Linked DNA regions of Homo sapiens: region 1 is linked to region 2. A link is a loop called in an ENCODE intact Hi-C map of the cell type or tissue named here. Cell type or tissue: heart right ventricle. All regions are shown on one strand. Each heading gives the region's core, and the rest is flanking DNA. Links, peaks and the distances in the headings are about the cores only.

What was found. Peaks named below come from ENCODE experiments on the same cell type or tissue, not always from the same donor. Only the 100,000 strongest peaks of a DNase experiment are listed, where the experiment ranks them.
Region 1: it touches region 2 in a loop (3-fold over the local background); 3 of 110 quality-filtered maps call a loop at or near these places.

The regions. Positions count from the first base shown.
Region 1 is chr2:37,913,203-37,921,542 of GRCh38, reverse strand. It overlaps a transcript of RMDN2 not described here. Among named protein-coding and RNA genes, the nearest start is that of RMDN2, 7.9 kb to the left of the region's middle. In heart right ventricle, for the core only: no CTCF peak of the experiment used is centred there; DNase peaks (open chromatin) are centred at 1,684 and 4,582; H3K27ac peaks cover 836 bases.
Region 2 is chr2:38,270,808-38,279,147 of GRCh38, reverse strand. LOC105374467 (a long non-coding RNA gene) reads left to right here and starts at 6,945. Exons shown (of 3, transcript XR_939973.1): 1 at 6,945-7,106; 2 at 7,246-7,334. RefSeq lists enhancers at 130-1,113, 1,114-2,097. In heart right ventricle, for the core only: a CTCF peak has its summit at 4,332 (motif pointing right); no DNase peak of the experiment used is centred there.

The DNA of each region.
Region 1 (8,340 bases), core at 219-8,218, 360 kb after region 2:
AATTCTCAAATCTGATCATTTGCCCCATGGGGGGTTTTCTGCAGTTTACCACAACCTCTAATCCACAGAGTATAAAATTACTTTGTGTTTATGATATTCAGGTTAGGCTAGGAATAGAATTTGGGGAAAAGAGGAATATAATACTATGTCTGATGTAGTTTTAAAAAAATTAGGCAGTCTCTAGAACACAGGAAAATTACAAAAAAAATTTCTGAAAAGAAACTAACTTGGACTTTCTAAGGTAAAAATGTTTTATCTGAAAAAAGCATTAGGATAAGCTTATTAAATATTTCCATAGACTAAGTGATTAGTGCAATAAATTATTAATCACTTAAATCCAATAAAATGGTTGGCCTAATACTCCTATACTGAACAAATTAAAAATGGTATTTTAGGAAGATATGTATGAAAGAAAAATTAACAACGATATTTATGTTATGCTACTTAGCAGTTCAATGTTGAATCAATTTATTAAAAGTATACATACCTAATTAAGATATAGAATTCTTATTAGAAACTTTCTATTTCATTAGAAACATTAAGTTTTTGTTCCATGAAAAAAGTCATTTTCAAAAAGGCATGTACTAACCTTGCTCAGTGGTTTTCCGCAGTATTTCGGTGATGATTCAAGAAAAGAATGACGTTTCTTTAAAAATTGTGGAAGATTTTTTAAGTCACATTCCTCCACTGATTTTCCATGGCCTTTGTAAATAAAGCACAGCCTTGGATACAATCCAAAGTGGAACTTGACAGATTCAGAGGAAGAGTGGTTTTGCCCCTCCCTCTGCATTCTTTCTTCATCCTGGGAGATGATGTTCAGGGACACTGTTGACAGTATATACATCAACTTCACAAGCTAAGGTCAGTTTCACTGGCGCTAATTAAAAATAAAGGTGAATATTCATCATCATCAGACAAAATGTTGTTAACACGTGTACAAAAAGTTAAAATAACTGGATATGCTTAATTACATATAATAATTGGAAAAAAATTTCATTTTGGACTTGGGTGGTAAGTGGATTTTATACAATATTCTGCTGGGAAAAATTGGGGTTAGCAGTTTTCCAGACTTACTGTCTTCAGACTATACAAAGGAAAGTGATTTTCCCTTTCGGAGCAGACCCTTTTCAAGAAATTGTTCAGTAGACAGAGCCCCTGGGCATACAAATAAATAAACAGAGAGAATCTACTCTCATATATTGCAATAGAGACACATTAATTAACCAACCGTTGTTAGAACTTTTTGCATTTTATAAAAATTATACTCCTATCATTATTAAGACACATATTTGGACTCTCAGAGAAGACAGTCTAGAAGAAGATGAAAACTGAAACACTACTGTAATGATTTTAGAAGAAATCCAGACTAAAGAGAGTAACAAACCCATATGGATTGTGATCCAAAATAATTTTAATTTGATTGTTTGGGACATGGGACATATCATGAAAATTATGCTATAAATGGTGGTTAATTTCTGTGAGAAACCCATAAAACCCTTTATACCCTATGTGATAACATACAGTATGGTTTGGCACTGACTTCTAACTTAGACCTGCTGATGTCAGGAAATCAGTTATCTGTTGCTATGGCCTTGGCTGCTTCCACTTACAAAACAAAAGACTGAACTTGTCCCCGCCAACTGCTGCAGCTGATAACTGTCCAATGTCAAATGATCAGAAAATCCCCGCCCTCCAGCTATGACATCCACTTACCAGCTAGAGCAAAAAGAATCCTTCCTACCACCAGCCACAGGCTCTGCCAGGCTTCCAACAAGAAGAGAATGACCCATTCTGCCACAGCACTCTCTGGCTTTCTCACATGAGGCAAAGCAACCCTTAAGAAACAACTTCTTAAGGAAACAACAACAAAAAAGACAATTCTGACAGTAATGACTTCACATTTACTTCTCCTAGTATCATAAACCCCCCCTTTCTCAAACAAAAGGGTGCTGAGAGGAACCTTTCTTTGAGACATAATGAGCAGCCAGTCACTCATTGTACAAGAAGCATAACTCAAGGAGTATCTGTATTTAACAAATGAAAGACTGTTAATAAACTAATTTGAATAATTCAGATATTTACCTACAGAAATGCAGTAAGATTACAGAGTGACATTACAAAAGATCAAAAGATTTTCATAAAATATTTAACGGTGAGAATCCAACATTAGACATCAAGGCGCTTTGGGTATTTTCCTTTGCTAAATCTGTGCGATCATGAGATGTGGCCATAAATAGGCAGCATTATTTTCTCCCCTTTTAAAGAAGCAGAAACTGTAAAGATCTTTCATCAAGATAACACACTGTTAACATGGCTTAGATGAAAGTTTCGAAGGCATCTAACATCCAAATGAAAAATAAAAACTTCAGTTGATTCAAACATTTTAAAATACTTTGGTACCACCAATTATCATTCCTAAAAGAAACTTCCACTAACCCTGGCTCCCCTCTCATTTTAGGACTTCCTTATTTAACAACCTCCACTGGGAAAAACCTGCAGTGTCCTCTCACAGGCTTCACTTCCTGACTTCTATCCCATGTACCAACCTACTGCAGAAACCACTAAAACTTCTCTTTCCAAGGAGGGCAAAGGTTTCCTGGTTTCCCTTTTGATCTCTTTGGAACAGGGTTTCTCAACTTCAGTGCTATTGATTTTTTGGACAGAGAATTATTTGTTGTAGGGAGAATTCTACATTGTAGGATGTTTAGCAACATCTCTGGCCTCTGCAACTAACATATGTTAACATGTAATTTCACAGCATCTAAGCCCTTAATTAACACTAAACAGCACAAACACAGGTACATTCTTCTAGAGATTTAAAAAATGCTTCTATAGGCTTGTTAGGCAATGCCCAGCATTGAAAGAATATCCTATGAGATCTTAATTTCTAAAATTTGAATAATTTTTCTTAAAAGCACGGGCCATGTCTTACTCATTTTTCTACCCTCAGTACATATTATTCAGTAATGCATATCTTGAATGAATGGATTTACGGATAAATAAAAATATCTAGATATCTGAATTCTTCACTTTCAACCAGAGTTTTGGCAGGTTTTCTGTATGTGATCAGCCTATGTGATTGCTAGTTCTTTTTTTTAAATTGGCTAATGCCAAGTAAGATAGCTTACAGAGGAGAAAGACCTCTGTGAAGTTTGGTTGGGAGCATGGAATCGTAGAGAAACTGAGAAAGGAGAAATGAAGTTTCCAAAAATACTTGGAAACTTTTTACTTTACCTTGGAGACCTAAATTTTGTCTAAAGCTATTTCTGTTTTTCAAATTAGCTTTTCTTGTCAGAATTTACTATCTAATGTTTTGCATTATTTCTAAGTATACGTATGCTTTAAAATGTTTGTATCACTGGTTTTGCTTTGCAAGGCCTATTAAATCTCTTATGCGGCATTCGTAATTAAGATTGCAGAATGAAAGATGGAGGGGTTAAGTGCATATAAACTGACTGAATTATTGTCCATCAGTCTGTCAGAGATGTTTGAACCAGAGAGACTCCATCTTGAATAGGGGCTGGGTAAAATAAGGCTGAGACCTGCTCGGCTGGATTCCCAGGAGTTTAGGCATTCTTACTCACAGGATGAGATAGGAGGTCGCCACAAGATACAGGTCACAAAGACCTTGCTGATAAAACAAGTTGTGGTAAAGAAGCCAACTAAAACCCACCAAAACCAAGATGGTGACAAGAGTGACCTCTGGTATTCCTCCCTGCTCATTATATGCTAATTATAAAGCAATAGCATGTTAAAAGACACTCCCACCAGTGCCATGACAATTTACAAATGCCATGGTAATGTCAGGAAGTTACCCTATATGGTCTAAAAAGGGGAGGAACCCTCAGTTCTGAGAATTGCTCACCTCTTTCCCAGAAAACTCATGAATAATCCACCTCTTGTTTAGCATATCATCAAGAAGTAACCATAAGTATCTTTGGTGGAGCAACCCCATTGCTCTGCCTATGGAGTAGCCATTCTTTATGCCTTTACTTTCCTAATAAACTTGCTTTCACTTTATGGAGTCATCTGGAATTCTTTCTTGTGCAAGATCCAAGAACCTCTCTTGTCTGGATCCAGACGCCTTTCTAGTAACAAATCCATTCATTCAAGATACATAGATTCGCTGCCCACCAAACCTTCGGATTCTTAGTTCTGAGATGGGGCCCAGTAAATTGCAGTTTAAAAGAGTATTCTGAGTTGATGTTGCAAGGACCATCCTTTGGAAAGCATTGCATGTAGCGGTATAGGTGATCTTCTGATGAATTTCTAAAGAGCAAATGAGATGAGGCAGCATCATTCTTGAGGAACCACTGTTTAAATCTGTTCTTCATTTATTCATTCATTTTCGGAGTTTTATGCAAAACAAACTTCAAAGACCATGTTGAAAGGAACCAAATGAAATTGTAGTTTTGGAACTTTACTAGCCATTCTTGCAACTTTTCCTGCCAAAGAGAGGGAGAGCAGTGAGAAAAGAGATTCATTTTAGCATGATAGGAAACTGTCCCTGCTTTTCTCAAACCTCTTTGAGTAAGAGCATTCTTGGCTCTGGGTCCTGTTTGGCGTCTCTAAGAGCCCACATGTTCTAGCAAGACTTGGCAGCCTGCATCAGGCCATCATTATGAGCAACTCATACTCTTAAGAACTTGGCCAACAGGTTTATTGTTATAATCCAGATTAATCATTTGTGTCACAATTGTTCTGTGCTTGCCAAATTCCTTTTCCCCCAGGAGTTAATTCTCAGGATGTGTATGTCCACTGGACATAATCAAAGGTTTGATACATGAGGTATGAGAATGCTTTCTGTCTCCTCTATCAGACATAACAATTGCATTCATGGGCACTTGGAGTTCTCACAGTGCTTTCATGTGCTTGTGCTTGTCACCTCAACCTCTGAGGTAGGCAGAGGACATATTTTCATTCCCATTTTGCAAAGGAGGAAAGAGAATCTCAGTGGTTATGTAATGAGTGACTTGTCCAGGTCACACACTGCATAGAAGCTCAGAGCTCTTCGCTTACGATTTTCTCATCTCCCTGGCTCAAGCCTAGTTGCTAGTGTGCATTTCTGGTGCTCAAGATGGCAAGATTAGGCTTACACCGTGAGTGCACAGAAAGGTAAGAAAGTGCTAGTGCGAATTAATTTTTGATGTGCAAAAAAAAAAGAAGTTTTAAGTTTCTCCATGTGCATTATTTACTTTATTTAGTCGGAGAAGAAAATAAAAATATTAATGAATAAAAATGCTACCTTTTATTAATAAATGACTAACAAAACACTAATTGCTTGTAGAGATGCTGAGTTCTTTATGAAATATATCCCAAGTTTTGACCTTAAACAAATACTGATAAAGCACTTTCATTATCTTCATTTGGCATTGATTTCAAGTTTCAGATTATTTCCAGTGGTTTTCTGGAAAACGCAGCGTGTTCACCTCTTTGCTGTCGTGTTCTGTAGTGTGTTTGCAAATTCACAGACTTGGAATTAGAACCTACGGAGGTCACTTAGATTTTCAAAGACCTTCTTATGACATTTGAAGTATTCCTAGTGTTCTGCAAATAAAGTGAGAGGCCTTGTAGGGTGTGGCTATGCTTGTGACCTTTGTTAGTACAACTTGGAAGAAAACCCACCACACTTGTACCCAGGTAGAATAAGCATTTACACTTTCAAATGACAGCTTAAAATAACTGACAAGGAAAATTTAAGTTTGCAAGTTCAAAGCCCTTGAGCAACTGGAAATTTACTTTTCAAAATATAGTGTCGATTTCAAATAATTATTGTCACAAAAAGTCAGAGCCTCTTGAAGCATATCTCAGACATAAAAGAATAATAAAATTTGGCAGCTTTTGAACTTACACCATAACCAGTTAAGATAGGTCCACATTAGTTCTAGTAATCACTGAGAAACCATACTCAAGATTTCAACTCAAAGAGAACAGGCTCTTTGTACTTGCTATTTATCCAGAACACTAGGACATGGTTTTAGGCACATATTAGACTGACTTTCTGAGATCATCTAGTAGTAGATCATTGAAGTAAATCACATGGGGAATGATTATTAAGAATTGTGGTAGAAAAAAAGAAAAGCGTGGAGACTGAAAATCTAGTTGGAGATGGGAGTCACAAGAAATAATACAGAGGCTGCCCATCCTTGTTTATATGTATGTTTACAGTATCTAAATAACTGTGATAAGTGAGTCGTTTATTTGATCTGCCATCATACTATGCAGAAGCCATCTAAGCTGGGCGCGGTGGCTCACGCCTGTAATCCCAGCACTTTGGGAGGACAAGGCAGGTGGATCACGAGGTCAGGAGTTCAAGACCAGCCTGGCCAAGATGGTGAAACCCCATCTCTAGTAAAAATACAAAAATTAGCTGGGTATGGTGGCGGGCACCTCTAATCCTAGCTACTCAGGGGGCTGAGGCAGAGAATTGCTTGAACCTAGGAGGCAGAGGTTGTAGTGAGCCAAGATCACGCCACTGCACTCCAGCCTGGGCCACAGGCAGAGACTCCAACTCAAAAAAAAAAAAAAAAAAAGCCATCTAAAAACACTGCAAACAGGGTGTCAGAGAAACCTGTATCAGAAGCAGAACTAGAATTGGAGACAAGTCACTGAGGGGATCTTACCAAAAGGATGGTACTGAGCAGATAGAGAAAAAGAGTATAGGGATCCTGAACCCCCAGAAAGAGCAAAGATGCTAAAGGAGTCCATTCTTGTTTTTCCTGGGATTGATTATGCTACCCTTAGCTGAAAACAAGAACTGCTAAATAACCAGCCCGTAAGTTGAAAGAACAACACCTACTTCCCTATGGGCTTGTGGAGACGGGTCATCTCAGCAACTGCCAGCAGACCCCTTCCCCAATAACACACACTCCAACTTGGTTCTCAGGTCTGTGCAGGAAGAAATAACCCCCTAGTAGAGGGCAGTGCTTATAAAAGAGAAGCTAGCTGCCCTCTTCTACCTGTGGGGCTTGTGAAGAGTTGGGTGTTTGCCCAGAGAATTGCTGATAGTGCAAGAAAGAAGGGGATCTATCCTCTACATCTCCTGTCGGAGGCCTGCGGAGTCAGGGCTCGCTCTCCTGCACCTAGGCCTTGTAGTCTAGGAAGCGCCCTGGGGAGAATGGCAAGTAGTGTGACCAAGTGGAGAGAGTAATGTTCCCAAGAAATACTGAAGATAGATCTTATCAGTACCCACACTCACAAGGGTGGTAGATGTGACTGAGGGCTGCAGAAATGCTGGGGGGCCATTATAGGGAGGGGGGGAAGGGCATGTGCAGTCACAAAAGTGTGGCTTTTTGCCTTCCCCTGGGTGGTGATTGAAAAGGTTTGAAAGAGATTGCCATTGCTTAGGAGTGCTATTTTGGATGTGTCCACACTGTCAGGGCCACTTGTACCCTCCACCTGTCCACACCCAGGGTACAAGGATTCCATGAATTAGATCAGCTGTGCTGACTAAGAGAAAGGATACAGGACCTGAATGCCCCCACTGACCACCTCCATCCCCAACTCTTCAGGTTAAGGGGAGCATCGCAACCAACCAGAAACAGGGCACCCGGCATGCCCTGGGCAGCCACCTGAGGAACCGTCTTTTCTCCTTCTCCTCCTACCTGCACTGATAGCAGAGGAGCAGGAAAGGGAGAAGGTGAAGACAGTGAAGATGGAGAGGAGTGATGGAGAATATGGCTAACCTGATCTAGAGTGAGGGGAGAGAGCTGCTGAACTGGAGATTGAGATGATTGAGATGCTGACTGGGCTACATTTCCATACATTTCCTGACTGGAGTCAGGCTGACACATGGTCAAGGAAACCCACCATGCAGTAGGAAAAGGGAATTTGATAGAGCATAATTGACAGCAGTTTGGAGAAATAAATTCATTCCATGTGTTTATTAGGATTCTCTAAAGGGACAGAACTAATAGGATATATGTATAAATGAAGGGGAGTTTATTAGAAGAATTGACTCACATGATCACAAGGTGAAGTCCCACGATAGGCCATTTGCAAGCTGAAGAGCAAAGAAGCCAGCCCAAGTCCCAAAACCTAAAAAGCAGGGAGGGTGACAGTGCAGCCTTCAGTCTGTGGCCAAAGGCCTGAGAGCCCCTGGCAAATCACTGGTGTTAAGTCCAAGAGTCCAAAAGCTGAAGAACTTGGAGTCTGATATTCGAGGGCAGGAAGCATCCAGCATGGGAGAAAGAGGAAGGCCAGAAGACTCAGCAAGTCAAGTCTTTCCACCTTCTTCTGCCTGCTTTATTCTAGCCGTGCTGGTAGCTGATTAGATGGTGCCCACCCAGATTGAGGGTGAGTCTGCCTTTCCCGGTCCACTGACTCAAATGTTAATTTCCT
Region 2 (8,340 bases), core at 106-8,105:
CTTTTTTTTAAAATGGAAAATTTGTGGCAACCCCGCCTCAAGCAAGTCTATTGGTATCATGCTTCCAACAACATGTGCTCAGTCTGTGCCTCTGTTTCATTTTGGTAATTCTTGCAGTATTTCAAACATCTTCTTTATTATTATATCAGTTATGATCATCTCTGGTCAGTGATATTTGATGTTACTATTGTAATTGGGGCACTACAAACTGTGCCCAAAGAAGATGACAAACTTAATTGATACATGTTGTGTGTGTTCCGAATGTTCCAACCACTGGCCTTCCCCCATCACTCTCCCTCTCCTCAGGCTTCCCTTTTCCCTGAGACACAACAACATTGAAATTAGGCCAATTAATAACTCTACGATGACCTCTAAGTGTTCAAGTGATGAAGGGGTGGCCTGCCCCTCCACACCTGTGGGTGCTTCTTGTCAGGTGGACGAGAGACTTGAGAAAAGAAAGAGACACAGAGACAAAGTATAGAGAAAGAAAAGTGGGTCGAGGGGACCGGCGCTCAGCATACGGAGGACCCACACCAGCACCAGTCTGTGAGTTCCCTTAGTATTTATTGATCATTATCGGGCGTTTCTCGGAGAAGGGGATGTCGCAGGACAATAGGGTAATAGTGGAGAGAGGGTCAGCAGGAAAACATGTGAACACATATCTCTGCATCATAAACAAGGTAAAGAAAAAAGTGCTGTGCTTTTGATGTGCGTATACATAAACATCTCAATGCCTTAAAGAGCAGTTTTGCTGCCAGCATGTCCCACCTCCAGCCTTAAGGCGGTTTTCTCGTATCTCAGTAGATGGAATATACAATCGGGTTTTACACCAAGACATTCCATTGCCCAGGGATGAGCAGGAGACAGATGCCTTCCCCTTATCTCAACTGCAAAGAGGCCTTCCTCTTTTACTAATCCTCCTCAGCACAGACCCTTTATGGGTGTCGGGTGTCGGGCTGGGGGACGGTCAGGTCTTTCCCTTCTCATGAGGCCATATTTCAGACTATCGCACGGGGAGAAACCTTGGACAATACCTGGTTTTCCTAGGCAGAGGTCCCTGCGGCCTTCTGCAGTGTATTGTGTCCCTGGGTACTTGAGAATAGGGAGTGGTGATGACTTTTAACAAGCATGCTGCCTTCAAGCATTTGTTTAACAAAGCACATCCCGCAGAGCCCTTAATCCATTAAACCTTGAGTTGACACAGCACATATTTCTGTGAGCACAGGGTTGGGAGTAGGGTTACAGATTAACAGCATCTCAAGGCAGAAGAATTTTTCTTAGTACTGAACAAAATGGAGTCTCTTAGGTCGACTTCTTTCTACATAGACACAGTAACAGTCTGATCTCTCTTTCTTTTCCCCACAAAGTGAGAGGAAGTGTCACATGTCTCTCACTTTAAATCACAAGCTACACATGATTAAGCCTAGTGAGGAAGGCATGTTGAAAGCTAAGATATGTCAAAAAGTAGGTCTCTTGCACCAGTTAGCCAAGTTGTGAATGCAAAGGAAAAAGTTGTTGAAGGAAAGAAAAAGTGCTACTCTAGTGAAGATACAAATGATAAGAAAGCAAAACAGCCTTACTGCTGATTCGAAGAAAGTTTGAGTAGTCTCGATAGAAGATTAAACCAGTCACAACATTTTCTTAAGCCAAAGCCTAATCCAGAGCAAGGCCCCAACTCTCTTCAATTCTGTGAAAGCTAAGAGGTGAAGAAGCTGTAGAAGAAAAGTTTGAAGCTAGCAGAAGTTGGTTGATGATATTTAAGGAAAGAAGCCATCTCTATTACATAACGTAAAATCAAGGTGATGCAGTAAGTGCTAAAGTAGAAGTGGCAACAGGTTATCCAAGAGATCTAGGAAAGATCACTGATGAAGGTGGCTACACTAAATGACAGATTTTCAGTGTAGATGAGATAGTCTTATATTGGAAGAAGATGCCATCTAGGACTTTCATAGCTAGAGAGAAATGAATCCCTGGTTTCAAAGCTTTAAAGGACAGGCTGACTTTCTCGTTGGGGTCTAATGCAGCCAGCAACTTGAAGTTGAAGCCAATGCTCATTTACCATTATGAAAATCCTGGCCGGGTGCAGTGGCTCATGCCTGTAATCCCAGCACTTTGGGAGGCCGAGGTGGGTGGATCACTTGAGGTCAGGAGGTCGAGACCAGCCTGACCAATGTGGGGAAACCCTGTCTCTATTAAAAATACAAAATTAGCCACGTGTGGTGGTGGGTGCCTGTAATCCCAGCTACTTGGGATTACAGGCAGAGGCAGGAGAATGCTTGAACCAGGGAGGTGGAGGTTGCAGTGAGCCGAGATGGTGCCATTGCACTCCAGTGTGACAGAGTGAGACTCTGTCTTAAAAAAAAAAAAAAAATCCTAAGGCCCCTAAGAATTATGCTAAATCTATTCTGCCTGTTTTCTGTAAGTGGAACAACAAAGCCTGGATGACAGCACCCCTGTTTACAGCATTATTTACTCAATATTTTAAACCCATTCTTGAGAATTACTGCTCAGAAAAAAGATTCCTTTGAAAATATTACTGCTCATTGGCAATGCACCTGGTCACCTGTGAGCTCTGATGGGCTTGTATAAGAATATGTATTAATATTGTTTTCATGTCTGCTAACACATCATCCATTCTGCAGTCCATGGGTCAAGGAGTCATTTCGACTTTCGAGTCTTATCATTTAAGAAATATACTTTGTAAGGTATAGCTGCCATAGATAATGATTCCTCTGATGGATCTGGGCAAAGTAAATTGAAAAACTTCTGGAAAGAACTCATCATTCTAGATACCATTAAGAACATTCGTGATTCATGGGAGGAGGTCAGTATATCAATATTAATAGGAATTTGGAAGAAGTTGATTCCAGTCCTCCTGGATGACGTTGAAGAGTTCAAGACTTCAGTGGTGGAAGTAGCTGCAGATGTGGAAATAGCAAGGTAACTAGAATGAGAAATGAAGCTTGAAGAAGTAATTGAATTGCTGCAATCTCATTATAAAACTTTAACAGATGAGGAGTTGCTTCTTGATGATAAACAAAGAAAGCGGTTCCTTGAGATGAAATCTATTCCTGGTGGGGAGGCTGTGAACATTGTTGAAATGACAATAAAGGATTTAGAATATTACATACACTTAGTTGATTAAAGCAGTGGCAGCATTTGAGAGGATTGACTCCGATTTTGAAAGTAGTTTTGCTGTGGGTAAATGTTATCAAATAGCATCACCTGTGACAGAAATCCTTCATTAAAGGGAAAATCCACTGATGCCACAGACTTCACTGTCTTTAAGAAATTGCCACAGCCACCTCAACCTTCTGCAACCACCACCCTGATCAGTCAGCAGCCATCAACATTAAGCAAGACCCTCCACCAGCAAAAAGACTCACCGAATGCGCAGATGATTGTTACCACTTTTTAGCAATAAAGTATTTGTTAGTTAACGTAAATCCATTTTTTTAGACATAATGCTATTTCACACTTAATAGACTACAGTATCATGTAAACATAACTGTATATGAATTAGGAAACAAAAAAATTTGTGTGACTCGCTTTATTGTGGTATTTGCTTTATTTCAGTTGTCTGGAATTAAACCCACCGTATCTCCAGGGTATGCCTGTATATGAAATGTTGAAATCTTGGCCCTCGCATGACTTCTTTCATATTCAATAAATGTACCCCCAATTAAATATGATGCCTATCTTCCAATCTGTGCCTTCACTAATCCTAGAGAGATGGAGATAATCACTGGAGGGCTGGCGGCTGCAGGGGTCACCTGAGGCAAGGGATGGGAGATGGCACGGGGAACTTTGCGTGATCTCTGCAAGTTCTGCCGTCTTGGAGACAATTGGATGGTTTTTTACCTTATGGCTTTCAGATTCTAAGCTCTCAAAAAGTTATTGCTTGACAGTCACATTTAGAAAATTTACGTATATCCTTAAGTCTGAATATTCTAATTAGTTTTTTCAGTCTAGTGGAATTATTAGAGGATAGCAAGTTTGAATTGCTGACAATGCATACTCGGTAAGCACCAAGTTATTTTCAGAAACATATGAACGTTGCAAAACATTTGCATTTTTTTCTTGGGCCTGTAAAACTTGGTATTATGCCTACTCAGTCTGTAAGCATACTTTACTTATCTGTATGCTCATTTGTTCAACACATTTATTGAGTGCCTACTATATCCCAGGTACTATGCTACATGGTGGGGACACAGTGGTGAAACACATGCTGTCTTTTTTGCCGTAGCCTTTACATTTTAGCGAGGGATGCCAAATAATCTTGTCTACCAATGCTAAATTAATAAGTCCTGTTATTTACCTAGAGTACAGCAGGGGGCAGATGAAGCCCATCTTTCAAAATCATTTGTGGTAGCTCAGCATATCTGATGTAGCTGATTGTAATTGTTACTTAGTCCAGCTTTCAAAGGAAACTAGGATCTGGTTTTGCATTTATGCTCATTCATTATCTCATTTTAGGTATCCCTGGGATCAAATCTGGGGAAAAACAATGAACTGCAGGTACATTTCATCTTTCAGAGTAAATATTTTTCTGAAACAGTTGCTAGGAGAGGTTGCTAAATAAAATAATTCTACTCTGTTTTTTTTTTTTTTTTTTTTTTTTGAGACAGGATCTCACTCCATCACCCAGGTTGGAGTGTAGTGGCGCAATCTCAGCTCACTGCAACCTCTGCCTCCCAGGTTCAAATGATTCTCCAGCCTCAGCCTCCTGAGTAGCTGGGACTACAGGTGTTTTATATTTTTTAGTAGAGATGGGGATTTCACCATGTTGGCCAGGCTTGTCTTGAACTCCTGACCTCAAGTGATCTGCCCGCCTCAGTTTCCCAAAGTGCTGGGATTACAGGTGTGAGCCACCGCAGCCTGGCCTACTCTGATTCTTTTCAAAAATAAAGACTATTAAATTGGTTTAATATTAATTTAATACTTTACATAAGTCTAAATTTTTATTTAGGTGTTCGCTTAAATTGAACTGCAGCCACATTTTTATTGTTGCTAAGAGTATGGATAAAGAAACCATCATTCTCATTAGCAAATCTTTCGTCTGTTTCAGCAATAAGAGCCCCCCCCAATACATTCTCAGACTTTGAGTGAATAAGGGGAAATTTTCAGAAACAGAGAGAAAGTAAAGGTGTGTGTGTGTGTGTGTGTGTGTGTGTGTGTGTTTTATATATTGTTATGTCCACAAGAATTTTGTCTGCGTGATGTTTGAAGGGGCAGGAGAGAGGAAGGTCCTGGGGATGCTGGTCTTGCATTTTGGGCAGAGACCTCAGAAGAATATTTCTAATTTTGGACTTTTTAATGCTATGTTAGATTTGCTGGGTGCTTTAAAGCAGTATTTATTTGAGGTATGAAGCTAGATGTTTGAATTTCTTTTGTGAAGGAAAATCTGAGCTAGAGAGAGAAGTCACCTAAGCAAACACCTTTTGTTAACCAGTGTCCTGCTGGGTCTTTTTTTAATCTAAGGTTTCCCTGGCCCTGCTGTTCTATTACTCTCTTAGAAACAATCACAAGAAAACTGTGCTTACTCTCTCAGATTATGACGTCGTAGGGAGCTAGTGGATGAGTACATGTGGAAGGTGAGGTTAAATCAATTTCTAGTGGATCTGGGATCCAGTCACATCTTGTTATTCTATCAAATTATTTATCTTCCCCACTACCTAGTCAGTTCTGTGGAACAGGGTCATTTTTCTTTTGCTCACCATTGACTTTCCTATGTCCATTATGTTTTCCATATACCAGTGCTTTAAGATCATAAATAACAGCCCTCCCATTGACCTCATTAAAAAAGTCTAGAGAGATTAAGAAACATGGATAACACCCGGCACGATTTATTTGGTAATTGTGTTTGAGTAGTGTGTGTGTGTGTGTGTGTGTGTGTGTGTGAGAGAGAGAGAGAGAGCGAGAGAGATTTCCGAGAGTTTTCCAATCATCTGTTCCTGATCCACCTATGAATGCGTTGAAATGAGGAGGTACCAAGTAGGAATAGCTAAGGGACTCTTTGGAATGCCTTCTAACTTGACCATCTAACATTGCAGATTGTTTGAATTAAAAGGCCCCTACCTTGCCCCAGCCATCAAATTCAATATTCCTGAAGGGAAGTCACCCATATTTTATTGGAACAGCCACTAAATCTTGAGGCAACTACTCCCTTATTACACAAGTCTCGTTTCTTTTTCTTTTTGGGGACAAAGGAGAGATGTTTTTTTTTGAGACTGACTTTCGCTCTTGTTGCCCAGGCTGGAGTGCAATGGCGCGATCTCCGCTCACTGAAACCTCCGCCTCCCCAGTTCAATTGATTCTCCTGCCTCAGCCTCCTGAGCAGCTGAGATTACAGGCATGTGCCACCACGCTTAGCTAATTTTTTTTTTTTTTTTTAGACGGAGTCTAGCTCTGTCGCCCAGGCTGGAGTGCAGTGGTGCAATCTAGGCTCACTGCAAGCTCTGCCTCCTGGGTTCACACCATTCTCCTGCCTTAGCCTCCGGAGTAGCTGGGACTACAGGTGCCTGCCACCACGCCCAGCTAATTTTTTGTATTTTTAGCAGAGACGGGGTTTCACTGTGTTAGACAGGATAGTCTCGATCTCCTGACCTCGTGATCCGCCTGCCTCAGCCACCCAAAGTGCTGGGATTTTAGGCGTGAGCCACCGCGCCCGGCAGATTTTTGTATTTTAGTAGAGACGAAGTTTCTCTATGTTGGCCAGGCTGGTCTCCAACTCCTGATCTCAGGTGATCTGCCTGAGATCAGTGACTTAAATAAATTTAGTGACTCGGCCTCCCAAAGCGCTGGGATTACAGGCGTGAGCCACTGCGCCCGGCCAAGGGGGAGATGTTTTAAAACTATTTCAGAAGTCAGAAAATAGTGTAATGACATTCATATGCCCACTGTCTAATAATTAATAAGTACTAATGTTTTGTCCTTTCAGCCTCAGCTACGCATCGCTGGGAAATAATTATTCATGGGTCTCCTACCGTTTTGTGCATCTGTGAGCGAAATACCGACTGTCCCTTATCCTGGACTATCTTTTCAAGGTTGTTAGTGTAGTAAATAACTTTGGAAGATGGAGACAGTGTTTCTCTTCAGAGTAAAGGGTAGGTTTGCTTACAACCTTGGAAGATAACAGTGTCTCTTTCTGGAGTGAAGAGTAGTTATGCTTCATGCTTATTATGAAACAGTCAGATTCCTAAGCTCAGGATGCCTCTCCTGTAATCCATCCTTCTGTGTGTGCAGGTGTCAGCTGTCTCTCTTCACATCGGCCTGGGGAGATAGGGCTTAGGAAATTGGTGCACAGATGCTGATATCTGACTACTGCTATTGCTGTGAGTAATAAATAGTCTTTTGTCTCTGATTTAGGAGTGTCGTGTCAGTATCCATGAAACAGTAGCGGGCTATTATTTAAACTATCCTAGGCCACAGGAAAATATGAAAAAAGCTCCAAATTTATTTTATAAAGCTAGAATAATTAATACTAAAGCATGATAAAGATAGAAAAAACTAGGCAACTTCATCTACAAATACAGAAGCAAAAATTCTAAGCAAAAATTAGTCAATAAATCCTATAGAAAATTGTAAAAATAATACATAGAAATTGAATCAAGTTTATTTTAGGTGTGTAAAGATAGTTTAAAATTAGAATATTTATCAGCAAAATATATCTACTAGGTTAACAGATGAAAAGAGAAAATAACTATTATAACAGTAAATTATAAAAGGCATTTCATAAAACTTAAAAATTACTAATAAAAACTTCATGTAAAATAGGAGAATAAAACTTTTTAAACATAATAATAACTATAGCAAGCTATGAAATACTGAAGCCATTTTAAAATCAGGAACAAGGGATTGCCTGCTATTACCATTATTATTATTCTTTTTTGGAGATGGAGTCTTGTTTTGTCGGCCAGGCTGGAGTGCAGTGGCACAATCTGGGCTTGCTGCAGCCTCCACCTCCTGGGTTCAAGCGATTCTCCTGCCTCAGCCTCCTGAGTAGCTGGGACTACAGGTGTGTACCACCACGCCCAGCTAATTTTTATATTTTTAGTAGAGACAGGGTTTTGCCATGTTGGCCAGGCTGGTCTCGAACTCTTGATCTCAGGTGATCTGACCGCCTCGGCCTCCCAAAGTACTGGGATTATAGGTGTGAGCCACGGTGCCCACCCTTGTTACCATTATTTAGTATTGTTTTGGAAGTTTTAAATAATGCAATAGTACAATGTGTAAAATATTGGAGAAAAACAAAATAAATTATCTCTTTTTTTTTTTTTTGCAGAAAATATAAACATAATTCAGTTACTTAGATAATCTGTTAGAACTTAGTGACTTAAA